2 separate regions of the Homo sapiens genome follow, and region 2 is linked to region 1. Evidence: read pairs that join two places in POLR2A ChIA-PET (ENCODE). Cell type or tissue: HepG2. All regions are shown on one strand. Region 1 holds the start of LOC105369392 (a long non-coding RNA gene). Region 2 overlaps UVRAG (UV radiation resistance associated).

Region 1 (5,000 bases):
TCTGCAAATCGAGGCCTGTGTCCCACCAGTGTCAACAGTACTAAGGTTGAGATATCCTCCTCAAAAGCCACCTGGCTGGGGAAGGAGCAGGAAGGACGGACGTTGATAGGGTAGGCGCAGAGCTGCCTCAGCATTTCTGCCAGACCTGCAAATGGAAATGCTCCAGGTGCAAAGAGGGCCAGATGCTGTCCTTTGAGGCCATTGGGCTGGCTGAAGACACCCCGGGAGAACTTTCAGGTGAGCAGTCCCAGTCCTGCGGAATGTCCTCCAATGGCCTCCACCCTCTGACCTGAGGGCCTCCCCAGCCTCCTCTGCAGGCCTGCCTTCTGCTTTAGCCGCGCTGAATGTCAGGCTGTGGCTCAGAACTCACCCTGCGGCAAGTGTCTGGGCCTGTGCTTGTGTGTTTGCCTTTTCAGGCTGCTTTTCCTTTCCCCCCCGGTGAGCTTGGGATTCAGCTCAAGAGTGGGAAGTGAGACCAGAGCCAGAACCTCTGAAGCTCTCCCGGAGGCCAGAGCCTGCTTCAGGTTTTCTTTGGCTTGGTCCCTGATGTCACACACACGTCCCCAGGCTGGCCACAGCACACTTTCCCAGGGAAACTCTGACCTTCCTGGCACAGAAGAGGAAGCCCAGGCTGGAGAGAGGAGAGGCAGGAAAGGGAGGTGAATCTCAAAGTGCAGAGGTCCTGGGGTGGGGATGAGGACTCTGCCTCTGACACGTCCATGACTGCTCCCAGAACTCAGCAAGCCCTAAGTTTCTTTGCTGACAAGACCCAGGAGTGGGCCCTGCAGGAAACACATATGAGGTGCAGGGGAAACTGCCCCCATCCTGAGCCCCCCAGGCTAGACCATGTTCCGCCTTACCACATCTACCACCCTTCGTGAGCACGGCAGTCTCTGCCAGCCGCTGCCCGCTGTCTGCCCAGCACCCCCATTGCCCTTTGCCCTGGAGGCCCTGCTCACTGCAGTGCTAGAGGCTCCTGCATTCCAGCTGTGGCTCAGCCTTTGCTAGTCCTTCTTGGGCCCCTGGACTCTCAGAAGGGAGCAAGGCAGGAACCCCAACCACCCTGCGTTCCCATAATTCAGACAAGTTGCTTAACTTTGGTGGGTTTGTTTCCTCTACCCCTCCCCCTTTGCAAGCTGGAGACCTTGTTTCTGATGGGACAGGAAGAGGTAGGGTTCCCAGGCGGGGTGGGAGAAGTTACGTAGGTGTGGAGGTCAGAGCAGCAGGGCTTGGGCTCTCAGAGTCCTCCCCAGACTCGAGGTCACGACCACACTTCCTCAGAGTCCCACTGCCGAGGTAAAATAATACTAGCTACCTGTTTACTGAAAACCTACAAAGTGCTAGCCAGGCACAGTGGCTCACACCTGTAATCCCAGCACTTTGGGAGGCTAAGGTGGGCAGATCACCTAAGGTCGGGAGTTCGAGACCAGCCTGACCAACATGGAGAAACCCCGTCTCTACTAAAAATACAAAAATTAGCCAGGTGTGGTGGCCGGCACCTGTAGCCCCAGCTACACGGGAGGCTGAGGTAGGAGAATTGCTTGAACCTGGGAGGTGGAGGTTGCAATGAGCTGAGATCGTGCCATTGCACTCCAGCCTGGGTGACAGAGCGAGACTCCATCTCAAAAAAAAAAGAAAACCTACAAAGTGCTTTACTTGCTTTGTCTCATTGAATCTACACAACCCAGTGAGGTATGTGTCATTATCCCCATTTTACATATGAGGAAACTGAGGCTCAGAGAGACCAACTTACCTACGATCATACAGCTGATATGGTATGGGGCAGACTTGGGATCAGAATCTAGTCTGCCTGTCTCCACGGGCCATATCTTACCCCTTTCTTCTCTCCTGCTTCCAGAGGAGGGCCAACTGCCCCTGCCTGTCCCTTCTCTGCGTCCCCACTGCCTTCCCCATCCTATCCCTTCTGGCCAATAAACCATCACTGCCTGGCTGCATAGATCAAGGCTTTAAATTGCCTGGGATTCCGTTGAAGGAGCCGAAAGATCTGCTCACTCAAATCCAGGGATCTGCTCTGCTCTGGACACAACTTCAAGTCCAGGGCCCAGCGTCCACAATGACCACGAGGTGACAGGAGTCGGAAAGCCAGAGATTTGAAGGCATGCAGAGGAGGAGGAATCAGTGTACTTACTAGATACATGGGGAGACTGAGCCTCAGAACAGGATAAAGCTTTGCCCAAAGATATACCACATGCCAGAGTTAGGGTCAGGGTAGGATCTGAGAACAATTCAGGGCTCTCTCCTCTGTCCCTTTGCCCACAGTCAGTGTACACACTTGGAAATCTGTAAAAGAACTTGCTGTGTGACCTTGGTGACATTTCCTCCATCTCTGGGTGTCAGCCTCCTCTTCTGATGAATGTTAAGTGTGAGGCTAGATGGTCCTTAGAACCTGTAAGTTTATTACCTTCACTCCCAAGCCTGGGCTGCTGATGGGTTTGTGCCTTTAAGATACATAGGCATGCCTCACACCATATAACCCACAGAACTCCTTCAAATGCTGGACATCCATCAATCCACATATTGGCCCCGCATCCCTGCAGATGCGAAACCATGATCGGAGAGAAGCTGGACTCTTCTCTAGGTCACATAGTAGCGGAAGCCCTAGCTCCTGCCTCCCAGCCCAGTACCCTCCTCAGTGCATGCAGGGCCATATTCTCCCATGGAGACGTCGGCACTCTGGCCCTGACCACACCCCAGCCAACTCCCTCCCCAACCCCAACCAGCCTCAATACTCACCGAGATGGGGAAATAGTCCTTCATGTACTTCCATATAGTCCAGCACCTGATGGCCTGGATGTGCCGGCCCCCCTGCCGTGGCTTGTCTCGGTCCAGATACCACCAGGCCGCATACAGGACAGTGAGGAGCCAGAATCTTGTAAACAGGAGGGCTATGAAGCCCACAGTGCAGATCTCGGCTGGGGAGGGAAGAAGGAGCTGTCAGGGACAGGGGTCTGAGAGGAAGGCAGGTGAGATTGCTCAGACTGAACTCTGCCCATAGGCCTGGCACTAGCAGCACTGTCCTGTCCAATCCTCGGGCCCAGGAGGAAGACAGCAGCTTCCGGGGCATTCAAAGAGGAGACAAAGTCCCTGAGAGGGACTACGGCCAGCCCAGTGTCACTGGGAGCACGCGTTGAGCCTAGGTAGGCCTAACTCCAAAGCTCACTTTCTCCCACTGCACCAGGCCGCCTAATTCACTCCATCCCCTGCCTGTCCTCCTTCTCCCCAGGAGAGTTGTTTGTACTCATTAAGTGCTCAATCAATGGGGACAACTGGTTGGATAAACTGTTCTAGTTTCCATCTTTTGGGATCTCAGAGCAAAGGGAGACCCTTTCCTGCTCTCTTTCTGTTCATCCTCTGCCCCATTTTCCCAGAGATAAATCCAGCCAGGTGCCTCCCCTTATTCAAGCCCTTCATGACTTCCCCATAACTTTGGGCACAGTCCAAGTAGCTCAGCCTGGCCTCCAGGAGCCCCAGAGCTGGCCCTGTCCCTCCCGCTCCTGCCTCTTGTCTGTGGCCACTCTGAACTACACAGTGTTCCCAAACCTGCTGAGCTCTGATTCCTTTGCCTTCAGTGACCAGTGACGTTTGTTGTTGAAAGGAGGGAGGGAGGAAGAGGCCAGCCCCTGGCCGCCCCATAATCAGGGGTGCATCAGGGCTAAGACCAGGCCTAGTGTGGAATTCCCCTCTGACTGATGGTTTCTCAGCCCTTACTGGAGGCAAATCCTTGATTGTTTGGCTCATCTGTGCAAAGGGGGTATACAGGAATGTGTAAAATGTCTAAAAACCCTTAGAACAGAGACACAGCTCAACCAGAAGGGATGCTAGGGCAGGGTCCTGGAGGGCCTGCTTTGCCAAGGGGGAGTTTTTTCACTACAGAATTGTGGGGGAGTTTCTGAGGAAGTACGTGTGTGTGTGTGTGTGTGTGAGAGAGAGAGAGAGAAAGAGAGATGGCTACTGAGCAATGTGTTCAGAGTGTGTCAATATTTTAACAACCAGGAGAGTGGTATCTGTGTACAGGCTGAACCTCAGCCCTGGAAGCAGCAGTTCCTACCTTGTCTGGTGCCAGCAGATGAAAGGAAAAACCCCACGGACTCCTAGTCATTCTCCCTTCCCAAGCCACAGATCCAGACCCTCCTAGAAAATGTTACCTTTGGCAGAGCTATTGTTTGGGCAAGGGTGATCTCTCTGGCCACAAATCAGTGGTGGGGTGGGTAAGGGGCCATGCTCATGCCCTCCAGTGTGAGCCCAGCCCAGGGTCCAGGCCAGGTCTGTGCCAAGCAGAGGTCAGCACATTTCTTCATTTCCTTCACAATAGCCCTGCAAGGCCAGCATTGTTGTCCCCGTTCTGCAGATGGTGAAGTCGAGGCTTGGAGAGGTCAGGCATGGGCTGGCTAAAGTCAGTTGCCCAGCTGAGTCTGACTCCGGGTTTCCTGGTACCCAGCATGCCCACTCCACAGTCCACTCTCAGTCTGCACCTTCTCCCCACCCTTCTTTTCTTTCCCTGTTTCTCTCACTTACCCTACTACCAGCCCCAGTTTCCTCCTCCCTGAGCGCACAGAAGGAAATCTCTCCTCTCTGAGCAGGCTGCAGAGCCCAGAACTTTCCCGTCATCGCCCAGAGGCTTTCCCACACCACTTGGCAGCCTGCAGACTGGTCTTCATCCAAGTGCCAAAGGAGAACCCACAGTGCAAGCCAGGAAGAGTAAGTAACCTGCCCAGAGCAGCAGACGGTGACTTCTACCCCACTCCACCCCCAAGAAGCCTCTGGGCAGGCCCAGGAGTTCTCTCTGGGCAGGGGCTCTGAGCGCAACAAAGCCCCCTTTAGGATAAATGTCTTGCCACCATCAATGTGCTGTGTGCACCTGGTGTGGCTGCTCTGCCCCACCTGAGTGCGGTGGTCTCCCGTCTTACAGTGCAGCCCAACTTACCCAGTGCCAAGAAGGAGAAGACAAACTGTAGGACAGCAAGTGTCTGCAGCCTGCG
Region 2 (5,000 bases), 260 kb before region 1:
ACATGATAGACGTGTTACAATTTTCTGATAAATACCTGAAAGTAGCCAACATAAAAATGCTTCAATAGCAATTAAGAACATGCTTGAAACAAATGAAAAAGTAGGAAAAAAAAAACTAGAAAGTCTCAGCAAAGAAACAGAAGATATAAAGAACCAAATGGAAATTTTAGAACAAAAAATAACAAAAACTCAGTGAATGGGCTCAATGGCAGCACAGAGGAAGCAGGGAAAAGTCTGTGAACAGAATACTGAAACTACCAATTTTAGCAAGAGAGAAAATAGCCTTGAAAAAAAATGAACAAAACATCAGGGACCTGTGTAACTATACCAAAAGAGCTAACTTTTGTGTCATCAGAATACTAGAAAGAAAAGAGAAACAGAGAAGGACTGAAAAAGTATTTGAAAAAATAATGGAGCCAGGCAAGATGGCTCATGCCTGTAATCCCAACGACTCAGTGGCTGAGGCAGGAGGATTATTCAAGCCTAGGAGTTTGAGGCTGCGGTAAGCTATGATGATGCCATTGTACTTCAGCCTAAGTATCAGAGCAAGACCCTGTCACACACACAAAAAAAAAACGAAAAGAAAAGAAATAGTGGCTAAAAACTTGCCAAATTAGGGGCAGGCACAGTGGCTCACACCTGTAATTCCAGCATTTTGGGAGGCTGAGGTGGGCAGATCACTTGGGGCCAGGAGTTTGAGACCAGCCTGGCCAACATAGTGAAACCCCATCTCTACTAAAAATATAAAAATTAGCCGGGCACGGTAGTGGGCACCTGTAATCCCAGCTATTCGGGAGGCTGAGGCGGAAAAATCGCTTGAACCTGGGAGGTGGAGGTTGCCGTGAGCCAAGATCATGCCACTACACTCCAGTCTGGGCGACAGGGCAAGACTCTGTCTAAAAATTTTAAATTTAAAAACTTACCAAATTAGGCAGAAGAAAGAAATCTACATATTCAAGAAGCCAGTTAAATCCAAATAGAATAAATCCAATACAGAAAAATCAATGAAACCAACAACTGGTTCTTTGAAAAGGTAAATAAAATTGATAAAACTCTAGCCAGGGCCAGGTCTGTAATCCCAGCACTTTGGGAGACTGAGGCACGTGGATCACCTGAAGTCAGGAGTTTGAGACCAGCCTAGTCAACATGGCAAAACCTCATCTCTACTAAAAATACAAAATTAGCTGGGCATGGTGGCAGGCACCTGTAATCCCAGATACTTGAGAGGCTGAGGCAGGAGAATTGCTTGAACCTGGGAGGTGGAGGTTGCAGTTAGTCGAGGTCACGCCATTACACTCCAGCCTGGGCAACGAGAGTGAAACTCCATCTCAAAAAAAAAAAAAAAATTCTAGCCAGACTCTTCAAGGAAAAAAGAGAAAAGGCAAAATTTACTAATATGAAGAAAGAGGGGTTATCACAATTGATCTCACAAACATCAGAAGAATAAAAAAACACTATAAACAACTCTATGCCCAGAAGTTTGGTAATTTAGCTAATATAAACCAATTCTTTGAAAGACAATCTACCAAAACTCACAGTAGGAAAAAGAGATAATAAAGCAATTAGGCTGGACATTGGCACATGGCTGTAATCTCAGCACTTTAGGAAGCCCAGGTGGGAGGATTGCTTGAGCCCAGAAGTTGGAGACTAGCCTAGGCAATACAGTGAAACCCCATCCATAAAAATAAAAAATAACAAAATTGGCTGGATGCGGTGGCATGCACCTATAGTCCTAGCTACTCAGAAGGCTGAGGTGAAAGGATCACTTGAGATCAGGAGTTCAAGGCTAGAGCGAGCCATGATCCTGCCACTATACTCAGTCTAGGCAACAGAGCAAGACCCTGTCTCAAAAAACAAACAAACAAACAAAACAGAGAGAGAGAGAGAAATTAAATTAACAATTACTAACCTTCAGAAACAGGGGAGAAAAAAAAAAGGTCTAGTTGGTTTCACAGTGAATTCTACTAAATGTTTAAGTAAGAAACAATACCAGAAAAAAGAGGCAGGGAGGTTCCAAGATGGCCGAATAGGAATAGCTCCAGTCTACAGCTTCCAGCGTGAGCGACGCAGAAGATGGATGATTTCTGCATTTCCAATTGAGGTGCCGGGTTCATCTCACTGGGGCTTGTAGGACAGTGGGTGCAGCCCACGGACCGTGAGCCAAAGCAGGGCAAGGCATCGCCTCACCAGGGAAGCACAAGGGGTCGGGGAACTCCCTTTCCCAGCCAAGGGAAGCCACGACAGACGGCACCTGGAAAATCGCACCCGGAAAATCAGGTCACTCCCACCCTAATACTGTGCTTTTCCAAAGGTCTTAGCAAACAGCATACCAGAAGATTATATCCCGCGCCTGGCTCAGAGGGTCCCACGCCCACGGAGCCTTGCTCACTGCTAGCACAGCAGTCTGAGATCAAACTGCAAGGCGGCAGCGAGGCTGGGGGAGGGGCGCCCACCAATGCTGAGGCTTGAGCAGGTAAACAAAGCTGCCCAGAAGCTCGAACTGGGTGGAGCCCACCGCAGCTCAAGGAGGCCTGCCTGCCTCTGTAGACTCCACCTCTGGGGGCAGGGCATAGCTGAACAAAAGGCAGCAGAAAACTTCTGCAGACTTAAACATCCCTGTCTGTCAGCTTTGAAGAGAGTAGTGGTTCTCCCAGCACAGAGTTTGAGATATGGGAACGGACAGACTGCCTCCTCAAGTGGGTCCCTGACCCCCAAGTAGCCTAACTGGGAGGCACCTCCCAGCAGGGGCCGACTGACACCTCATACGGCCAGGTGCCCCTCTGACACGAAGCTTCCAGAGGAATGATCAGGCAGCAACATTTGCCGTTCTGCAATATTTGCAGTTCTGCAGCCTCCACTGGTGATACCCAGGCAAACGGGGCCTGGAGTGGACCTCCAGCAAACTCCAACAGACCTGCAGCTGAGGGTCCTGAGTGTTAGAAGGAAAACTAACAAACAGAAAGGATATCCACACCAAAACCCCATCTGTACGTCACCATCATCGAAGACCAAAGGTAGATAAAACCACAAAGATGGGGAGAAACCAGAGCAGAAAAGCTGAAAATTCTAAAAATCAGAGCACCTCTTCTCCTCCAAAGGAATGCAGCTCCTTGCCAGCAACTAAACAAAGCTAGACGGAGAAAGACTTTGACGAGCAGAGAGAAGAAGGATTCAGAAGATCGGTAATAACAAAATTCTCCAAGCTAAAGGAGGATGTTCGAACCCATCTCAAAGAAGCTAAAAACTTTGAAAAATATTGGATGAATGGCTAACTAGAATAAACAGCGTAGAGAAGACCTTAAATGACCTGATGGAGCTGTAAACCATGACATAAGAACTATGTGATGCATGCACAAGCTTCAGTAGCCGATTCGATCAACTGGAAGAAAGGGTATCAGTGATAGAAGATCAAATGAATGAAATGAAGCTAGAAGAGAAGTTTAGAGAAAAAAGAGTAAAAAGAAATGAACAAAGCCTCCAACAAATATGGGACTATGTGAAAAGACCAAATCTATGTCTGATTGGTGTACCTGAAAGTGATGGGGAGGATGGAACCAAGTTGGAAAACACTCTGCAGGATATTATCCAGGAGAACTTCCCTAACCTAGCAAGGCAGGCCAGCATTCAAATTCAGGAAATACAGAGAACACCACAAAGATACTCCTCGAGAAGAGCAACTCCAAGACACATAATTGTCAGATTCACCAAAGTTGAAATGAAGGAAAAAATGTTAAGGGCAGCCAGAGAGAAAGGTCAGGTTACCCACAAAGGGAAGCCCATCAGACTAACAGCGGATCTCTTGGCAGAAACTCTACAAGCCACAAAAGAGTGGAGGCAATATTCAACATTCTGAAAGAAAAGAATTTTCGACCCGGAATTTCATATCCAGCCAAACTAAGCTTCATAAGTGAAGGAGAAATAAAATCCTTTACAGACAAGCAAATGCTGAGAGATTTTGTCACCACCAGGCCTGCCCTACAAGAGCTCCTGAAGGAAGCGCTAAACATGGAAAGAACAACCGGTACCAGCCACTGCAAAAACATGCCAAATTGTAAAGATCATCGATGCTAGGAAGAAACTGCATCAACTAACGAGCAAAATAATCAGCTAACATCATAATGACAGGATCAAATTCACACGTAACAATATTAACCTTAAGTGTAAATGGGCTAAATGCTCCAATTAAAAGACACAGACTGGCAAATAGGATGGAGTCAAGACCCATAAGTGTGCTGTATTCAGGAAACCCATCTCACGTGCAGAGACACACATAGGCTCAAAATAAAGGGATGGAGGAACATCTACCAAGCAAATGGAAAACACAAAAAAGCAGGGGTTGCAATCCTAGTCTCTGATAAAACAGACTTTAAACCAACAAAGATCAGAAGAGACAAAGAAGGCCATTACATAATGGTAAAGAGATCAATTCAACTAGAAGAGCTAACTATCCTAAATATATATGCACCCAATACAGGAGCACCCAGATTAATAAAGCAAGTCCTTAGAGACCTACAAAGAGACTTAGAGTCCCACACAATAATAATGGGAGACTTTAACACCCCACTGTCAACATTAGACAGATCAACGAGACAGAAAGTTAACAAGGATATCCAGGAATTGAACTCAGCTCTCTGCACCAAGCAGACCTAATAGACATCTACAGAACTCTCCACCCCAAATCAACAGAATATACACCCTTCTCAGCACCACATCGCACTTACTCCAAAATTGACCACATAGTTGGAAGTAAAGCCCTCCTCGGCAAATGTAAAAGAACAGAAATTATAACAAACTGTCTCTCAGACCACAGTGCAATCAAACTAGAACTCAGGATTAAGAAACTCACTCAAAACCGCTCAACTACATGGAAACTGAACAACCTGCTCCTGAATGACTACTGGGTACATAATGAAATGAAGGCAGAAATAAAGATGTTCTTTGAAACCAATGAGAACAAAGACACAACATACCAGAATCTCTGGGACACATTTAAAGCACTG

What was found. ChIA-PET counts read pairs that join two places held together with the same protein. Peaks named below come from ENCODE experiments on the same cell type or tissue, not always from the same donor. Only the 100,000 strongest peaks of a DNase experiment are listed, where the experiment ranks them.
Region 2: POLR2A ChIA-PET joins it to region 1 with 6 read pairs; 1 of 35 experiments calls an interaction of 5 or more read pairs at or near these places.

Annotation. Positions count from the first base shown.
Region 1 is chr11:75,717,925-75,722,924 of GRCh38, reverse strand. It overlaps MOGAT2 (monoacylglycerol O-acyltransferase 2), which reads right to left. Exons shown (of 6, transcript NM_025098.4): 1 at 4,946-5,000; 2 at 2,755-2,933. It overlaps LOC105369392 (a long non-coding RNA gene), which reads left to right and starts at 4,640. Exons shown (of 3, transcript XR_950316.4): 1 at 4,640-4,719. In HepG2, no CTCF peak of the experiment used is centred here; DNase peaks (open chromatin) are centred at 634, 994, 3,074, 4,034 and 1 weaker place; H3K4me3 peaks cover 3,604 bases.
Region 2 is chr11:75,977,029-75,982,028 of GRCh38, reverse strand. The region is part of intron 7 of UVRAG (UV radiation resistance associated); the gene reads right to left. Among named protein-coding and RNA genes, the nearest start is that of UVRAG, 160 kb to the right of the region's middle. In HepG2, no CTCF peak of the experiment used is centred here; no DNase peak of the experiment used is centred here; H3K4me3 peaks cover 1,103 bases.